Linked DNA regions of Mus musculus: region 1 is linked to region 2. Evidence: chromatin loops called from intact Hi-C (ENCODE). Cell type or tissue: heart. All regions are shown on one strand.

Region 1 (4,000 bases), 320 kb after region 2:
GTGAGCTTTGTGAATCACAGTCCAAGCGGATGTGAAGAGTGAGTGAGCACTCTCTGGCTTTGTCTGGATTCTAGGTCACTCGCAGGCTTTCCTGTGGGCTTGCTCACCTGACTTATCCCCAGGGCTGGACCAGGAAACCCTCCCCCCCCCCACCCCTATTCCCCAAGCCTCTGACCTCAGCATCCACCCATGACTCATCATTTCTACCTGATTCCAGAACTGGGACTTGAGCAGACAGCATGCAGAGGTAGGTGGGACTCTGCCTGTCACACACATAGGCCTGGCTTGGTATCTCCCTTCTACATCACTTAGCTTGAAATACAAGCACCTACTGTGGCAGACCAGCACAAGGCTCCAGCACATCAGCACAGACAAGAACGGACTCCTCCAGCCAAGTATCACAATCTCAAGCAAGTATGGAAGGAGTCAGTTTAAAACAAAATAAAAAATGACTCAGTGTAGTGAGGTGGGGGTCGGGAGGGTGGTTTGGCAGGGGAAGGAGAAGAAGAAACTTCCACCTGCTTTCACACCACAGGAAAGTAACTTTCCCCACCAATTCATTATTGCTCCATGCCTTTTCTCTCTCTACCCTTTTCTGTCTAGAAAAGCAACTTCCTCATCTTAGCCAATTGGAACACTGACACTCAGTCGAACTTGGTTTGCCCGATTCTAAGAAAACGCCTGCTAAGATCTACATATTACTAAGAAATCACTAAATACTAAGAGTTTTTGTTGTAGTTTTGTCTCCTGACAGCAACGACAGAACTCGAAGAGTTTGTTTGCTCCTGCAAGGCTGACTGTCTGTCCCTACAGGGAAAGTGGAAGAGGGACATTAGCCAGTTCACAGTCAGGCTGTGGAAGGCAGGGCAGAGAGACTGGAAAGCTTGAAGCTCACTATGAGCATGTGACAAGTGGGAGCCAGTGTCAGTTCCATGTCACAAGTGAAAGCATGGGACAAGTCAGGTGAGCGAGCCCACAGGAAAGCTTGCAAGTGACCTAGAGTCAGAGGAAAGCCAGAGAGTGCTCACTCACTCCTCACATCCGTTCCGACTGTGATTTGCAAAGCTCACCCATGCGCTACAGCCAATATCCATCTTAAATCTGTTTCCAATGCCAACACAAAATACCCAAAGCTGGATGTCTGTGAAGACTAGAGGTCTGCTTGCCTGAAGTTCTGGATGTGAGGTGTCAGGAGCATAGTTCTGGCATCTGGTGAAGTCTTCCAAATGCATCAGGTATTGCTCATGATGCAGAACTCGGGCCAAGTTCAAGTCCCTCTCCCCTGCTGATAAAGTCCTAGTTGATCCTGTGACCCCATCTGACCCTTGTCACTTCCCAAAGTCGCATCCCCAAGCACTGTGAATATATAAATATGGGATCATGGTTCCAACATGGGATCTTTTAAGGTACTTAACCAAACCACCTCAGCCCTCCTTGAGTGGAGAAAAGAAACATCAACTTTGTGACATACAGGTGAGAGACACATTTGTGACAGGGGTGAGAGTCAGGACTTCCCTGACCTCCTTTCCTTGACCTTTCTGGGCAGATGTCTAGTTAATCATCTTCAGGGTAAGGCTTCAAACACACCAGGTCCCTTTTCCCAGGGAAGCGCCAGCCAGCTCTGTAGGGTCTTCTCCTCTTTCTTCCTTTGTCTGTGTGTGTGTGCGCGTGTGTGTGTGTGTGTGTGTGTGTGTGTCCATGTACATAGGTGTATGTGTGTGTGGATGCTTATGCGCACATGCATATGGGCACATAGAGGTCAGAGGTCAATGTCAGTTCTCAGGCATCATCCATGGGGTCTTTTTATTTTAGTGTGTCCGTCTGTCTGTCTGTCTGTCTGTACATGCTATAGCATGGATGTGACAGAGAACAATGTGTGGGACTTGGTTCTCTCCTTCCACCAGATGGTCTTACAAGGTTTGATGGCAAGTGCCTTTACCCACTGAGCTGTCACACTAGCACCCACCTTGTGTGTTGAGACAGGGTAGCACCCCGACCCAGAAGCTCAAGGCTCTCCACGTTTTTCCATCCCCAGTACTAGAGTTGCAAACTCTACCTCAGCCAGCTTTTTAATTTTGATATGAGTTCTGGGGGTTGAATTCTGACCTTCCTCCTTGTTGCTGGCTGAGCCGTCTCCCAACCCCATGTCTCCTTGCCTCTGCAGTCCAGTGTTGAGCATCTTTATTCTGGTGCCCCTCAAGTACCCACAGGTCTTCTGACTTGTTGGGAATAAATCACCTTACAGTGGCCTCCTCCTCTCAGATGCACAGCCATTCCACTGTCTACAAATCCCATTGAGAAAGGCAGTAGTCCTTTAGGAACACAAAGCAGCGCCCTTAGGACCTGCCAGACTCCTTGGGACTGTGGGCAGGTGCCATCACCATCTTTGAAAGCAGGGTTTCTGTGAAATCCTTCCCTACTCAAGTCAGCTTGCAGGCTGGAGAAATGCCCGGGGCTCTACCAAAGATCTAAAGGCTGGTCACACCAGAGGGAGCTGCTACGTGGGACTTGCTCTTGAATGTCATATTTAAATGTACCAGACTTTTTGCAGGATCTGCCCGTGAGCATGCTTGCACTTCTTTCAAACTGAGGGGGGAAAACCTGACTGTAGAAATAGCTTTGGAGTTGTTTCCTGGTCTGGGGTTGAGACCTGACCAGAGCTTGCCAACCTTTCTGTCTAAATGGTATCTGTTGATCACAGCCTCGATCAGCAAGCAAACTCATCTCCCTGGACCTCCTTAGGATTGGTGAGACTCAGAGCAGTACAGATACATTGACTTGAAGGAGATGCCCTAAGGCTTGAAGAGTCACCGTGGGTTAGATGCTACAGGCCAGCTAAGCACAGGGGAGCCTAAAGAGACTACTCCTCCAGTCTCCACAGCAGGAAATGGGGAGGAGCCCAAGGGAGCCTCCCTAGTTGGTTCTCCTTCTGAGCTTTGCTGGCTCCTGTCCTCAGGGCTCAATACTAACCAAACAGGTTCTCCAGTGTAGGGCTGGGAACACCCTGTTCTGAGCTCTGTCCCAAAGGGTTTTGAGTGCTCAATCTAGGTCTAATGTGTGGGTGGCACATCCTTCATGCGTCCCCAACCGTGACCTGGAGCATGCCAGGAGAAGAAAGTCACCCTCTATAGGGGTTAAACTGAGCTAAGTTATTGAAGCCAGAGAAGAAAAGCTCAGATGGGGGATGGGAGTGGGAGGGAGGGACCTTCTCTGCATTCATCTTGAGAGAGAGGCCTCCAATAGAAAATGCCAGTCCCTCATCTTTGAAGGGTCTGAACAGATCAGATATAGACTACACCCCTAGTGGGGACCCTAATCCATCTTGCCTCATTCATTGCTCAAGTAAGGCAATTTTGGGGAAAGAGGGGTGACAATGCAGATTGCCAGGCTCAAACCTACCTGACTCTTTACTAAGGGGTCCCATAAAGCCACCTCTAGGAGTTGTGAACTATACCCCCAGGAGGCTGGGGCACCCTTCCTAGGGCTGAGAGAATAAAGCCTAACCCTTGAAACATTGAAGTCAGGGGTTAGAGTTCAGCTTGGTTCTGACCAGTCAGAGCCTGAGTCCTGTGGGCCATCAAGCATGGTGCAGGGTTTTTGGTTGTTTGCTTGCTTGCTTGCTTGCTTGCTTGCTTGCTTGCTCACCCATTTTTTCCAGCAGCCTCTACTTTCTCTCAAGGCTGTCCCTCTGCCTTGATTGCCCTCTGGCTACCCTCATACATTCCCATCTCCCCAGCTGTCACATTCTGGATTTCCAAGCCTAGCTGACAACCTTCCCCTACCCCACCCCCACCCTGAAAGTCACTCCTTCCAGTAAACCCTGCTCAGCTCAAGGCTGACTCCTGCATTTCAAAACCCCCCATCAGCCAAAAGTCACTGCACACCTGGTGGCCTGGTCTGGTGCAAGCACTCTGTTCCTCATACCTGCAGCCCGGCTTTTTGCACCCATGGGTGCTAGGATGCAAGGAGCACGTGCAGAAAGGAGAGTCCACGTTTTTCT
Region 2 (4,000 bases):
AGAGAGGGGCTGTGTTACCAAGGAGATAGAATGCCTAGGCAAAGAATTTGCTTGGGATGGGGTTCTGAAAGCTAAGGCATCTTTTCAGAGCCCTGACTGAGACACCGAACAGTGAGCAGTGAGTGCACACACACATGAACATGTGTATGCATGTACACACACACACATGCCATGCACACCACACATCACACATGCCACACACTTCTTTTTCCTTTTTGTCATGTGTCTGCATGCGTGATGAACATATGTGTGTGTGTACATGCATGCACATGTTCATGTATCTGTATATGTTGTATGTGCATGTTTACATGCATGAGGGTGTACCACTGTATGTGAGTATATGTGCACATGTGCGCAAACACATGCAGGAGTACAAGGCTGACATGGGGAGTCGTTCTTGCCGGCTCTCCATATTATTTAGTGAGGCAGGATTTCTCAGTTGATCCCAGAGTTTGCCATTTTAGCTAGTACCACTAGCTAGCTTGCTCTCGGGAATCCCTTGTCTCTGCCCTTCCAAGAGCTAGAATTGCAGATGGGCCGTGTTCACCTAGCATTTGGGGGAGTTCTGGGAATTCAAACTCTAGTCCTCAAACTCGTATGGCAAGCACTGAGCCATCTCCACAGCCCCTCGGGACCATATGCTTGGGCCTTGAGGGAAAACAGATTCGGATTCATGTCTGCAGGGCATAATGCTAGGAAAGTCCGTGTGGCCCTCTCCCTTCTGGTTCAAAATGACATCAGCTAGAACTGCTACTAAGGAAAAAGATACACAAGGGGGTACTCGCCCATCAAGAGCATGGCACGAGTTTATGATGCTAAGAATTTAGAATCATCTGTCTGCAAACATGCAAGATCCTTTAAAAAAATCATACCAAGTGTACTGGCTAGTTTTGTGTCAACTTGACACAGCTGGAGCTGTGAGAGAAAGGAGCTTCAGTTGAGGAAATGCCTCCATGAGATCCAACTGTAAAGCATTTTCTCAATTAGTGATCAAGGGGGAAAGGCCCCTTGTGGGTGGGACCATCTCAGGGCTGGTAGTCTTGGTTCCATAAGAAAGCAGGCTGAGCAAGCCAGGTGAGGCAAGCCAGTAAGTAACATCCCTCCATGGCCTCTGCATCAGCTCCTGCTTCCTGACCTGCTTGAGTTCCAGTCCTGACTTCCTTGGTGATGAACAGCAGTATGGAAGTGTAAGCCGAATAAACCCTTTCCTCCCCAACTTGCTTCTTGGTCATGATGTTTGTGCAGGAATAGAAACCCTGACTAAGACACCAAGGGAACTCTGAGATTATCCAATAAAGCAGAGGGCCAACCCCAAAGGACCCCCAGCTGTGCCTCCATGTTCTCTTGTTCCCTCAGAAATTCAGACATGATACTGGTCTTATACATTCATATTGAAGTGTTGTGAACGTGTGTGTGTGTGTGTGTGTGTGTGTGTGTGTGTGTGTGAGAGAGAGAGAGAGAGAGAGAGAGAGAGAGAGAGAGAGAAAGAGAGAGAGAGAGAGAGGTCAACATCAGATGTGATTCCTCTGAACACTGCTCACCCTCTTGAGGGGTACAAAGACAGGCTTTCCCACTGGCCTAAACTCTCTGATTCAGCTAGGTTGGCTTTCTGAACCGAGAGACACAGGTCTGTCTCCCAGCACTAGGACTTTAAGGGTTCACCAACCTGCCTGGCTTTTTAACTAAGCATTGCCCACCCCCCACGCCCGCCCCACAGCCAGGGACCGTGCATATTAACCATACAAAGTAGCACAGAAAAGGACACAGGAACTTGCCTCTAATTCCCAAAGCGTGGAGCCTGCCAGAGACAAATGGCGAAGGCTGTTTGAAGGCTGTTTTAAAGCTAATCTGCTTGCCCCTGTGTTTTTGAGTTGTTCATTTGAAATGTGCAATTACCTGTCATCATGGGAGAATCTCAACATGGAAACACTCAACAGGAGCCGAGGCAAAAGAAACCTAAGAAAGCACAGATCTTAGACATCAAACAGACAGTAATTCTCCTGGTCCTCCTGTACAGTCTTACATGCCACCCGTGAGTAAACAAGGCTCTGCCTGTCACTCTGTCATTTGTGACACACGCAGTCCTCTTGATTTAGAAGTCTTCAAAGCAACAGTGTCCTACCACAAAAAAAAAAAAAAAAAAAGTAACAAAGATCACAAGTAACATTCCCAAAGTGTCTCTCTAAATCCCTTCTCTGAGCCTTCAATTAAAGGAGAGGGCCGTCTGGATGGCCGAGGCTGCAAGTTCAGCATGCGGTCATGGGGTGAGAGCAAGGCGCGCGCGTGCGCGCACACACACACACACACACCTACCTGTACACACTTATAACCTGTGATTTATAGAGTTTAAGAAACTGGAAGAAACATCCTATTAAATAAAGGTTGTGTGAGGTATGTCAAAATACAACACAATCTTTTCCCTAAATGGAACCTTCTGGTTCTTTGGGCTTTAAAAGATAAGCAGTTGCCCTTTGTCCAAGATTTTGACAATTTTGAACCTGCTCATCCACATTTAAACCTCTGGGGGGCAGTAGAGGTTCACAGTTGAAATGATACTCTGTGTGTGTGTGTGTGTGTGTGTGTGTGTGTGTGTGTGTGCTTGTGTGTGTTCATTAAGGTGTGTGTGTGTGTCCACATGTCTGCGGTGTCTATGTGTGTGCACCCGAACATGTGTGCACATGTGTATTTATATATGTGTGCATGCACACAAGTGTGTCTGTGGTGTGTTCACAGGGTGATATACCTAGCAGTATGTAAGTATGATGCATTACAGATGTCCTCATGTGTGCTTGTGTGTGGAGCAAAGGTGGGTCAGGTGGTGGATGGCCTCAGAGCTGCAAGCAGCCTGTGAGCTGAGCTGACAGAGCTCAGGAGAGCCAGAAAGATCATGGCTTCTAGCCAGTGCCATGTTGGCCAGAGCCAGATGCCTTGCAGCAAGGCAGTCTAAACAGCAGAACCCAGGAAAGTGCTCTCTGGAGCTCACTGGAATGCGCTTTTCATCCAGGGACACTTTCTTGGGGAGCAGGGGAGAGGTGGTGGGCTGGGAGTTTTTCCTTACCCCCTTCTATTGGCCCGCCAAGGAGAACTGTGTCTTCTATCTCTGAGACCACAGATCCTCCAGCTGTTTGCAGGGGAGAGATAACTGACCTTAGGCTGAGATCTTGTGAGGGCCACCTACCCTGGGCAGAACAATGCAACAGCAGCAGAGCCGCCCCCAAGCGGCCTCTCTCTTGGAGACTGTGGATGTTGATTGCTTTGTTGAGCTTCTTCTGAGAAGACAATGGGGAAAAGAAATCGGGCTTTAATCCTTTCGTCTGGACCATCTGATAAGAAGGTCCAGGAAAGGGGCTGATAAAGAAGTTTGCAGATTACAATGAACAGAAGAGAGAGAGAGTCCAGGCAGCCCCAGGTGCTGACTTCTGTGCGGACCTGTGGAGCCCCTCCTTCATTCCTCTGCAAGGCCAGACTGCACTGCCGACTTGGAGAGCCGGAGGAGAATTAAACGAGACACTCAGGGTGTCTGGGAAGGCTTTGTACTCTAAAGTGTGGGTGTGTTTCTACTGCTGATATTGGCAATGCCTGACAAGGCTTCCTGCTTTGGCCTCCTTCACTGAGAGACCAGCTCAAGCTTCTGTTCACTCCCTTTAATGGTCCTGGGGAGCTCAGACTACACCCAGGCTCTGGACAACTTGGCCAGTCCTCAGATAAAGGACTGCAGGAAACTTAGGAGAGCTTAGCCCTGGAGCTCTGGTCCCACCCAGTCTCACCCAGTGGCCTCTCTTGTTCACAGGAGTTCATTGGCAGCCTCAGGCTGCTAGCTGGGTCCTAGGGCCTTTCTGAAGGTGAGACAAGGCGATCAACCCCAGCCCTGACAGCTGGGCGTCAACACTTGCAGTAAGGGATAGGAACACAGAGAAACTTGCCCTGGGGTGGCCCCTGAGTCCTATTCCTACTCGTTTATTTATTTGGAACCAGGGAGACAGCGTGAGCTGGGGCGCAC

The links. A loop is a pair of places that touch in the nucleus more often than their neighbours do. Peaks named below come from ENCODE experiments on the same cell type or tissue, not always from the same donor. Only the 100,000 strongest peaks of a DNase experiment are listed, where the experiment ranks them.
Region 1: it touches region 2 in a loop (2.3-fold over the local background); 1 of 42 quality-filtered maps calls a loop at or near these places.

The regions. Positions count from the first base shown.
Region 1 is chr13:51,905,287-51,909,286 of GRCm38, reverse strand. No RefSeq gene overlaps it. Among named protein-coding and RNA genes, the nearest start is that of Gadd45g, 61 kb to the right of the region's middle. In heart, no CTCF peak of the experiment used is centred here; no DNase peak of the experiment used is centred here; H3K27ac peaks cover 178 bases; H3K27me3 peaks cover 971 bases.
Region 2 is chr13:52,222,390-52,226,389 of GRCm38, reverse strand. Gm33041 (a long non-coding RNA gene) reads right to left here and starts at 3,522. Exons shown (of 4, transcript XR_382371.3): 1 at 3,430-3,522; 2 at 3,179-3,269; 3 at 1,897-2,118. In heart, a CTCF peak has its summit at 2,478 (motif pointing right); DNase peaks (open chromatin) are centred at 2,879, 3,819 and 3,909; H3K27ac peaks cover 1,287 bases.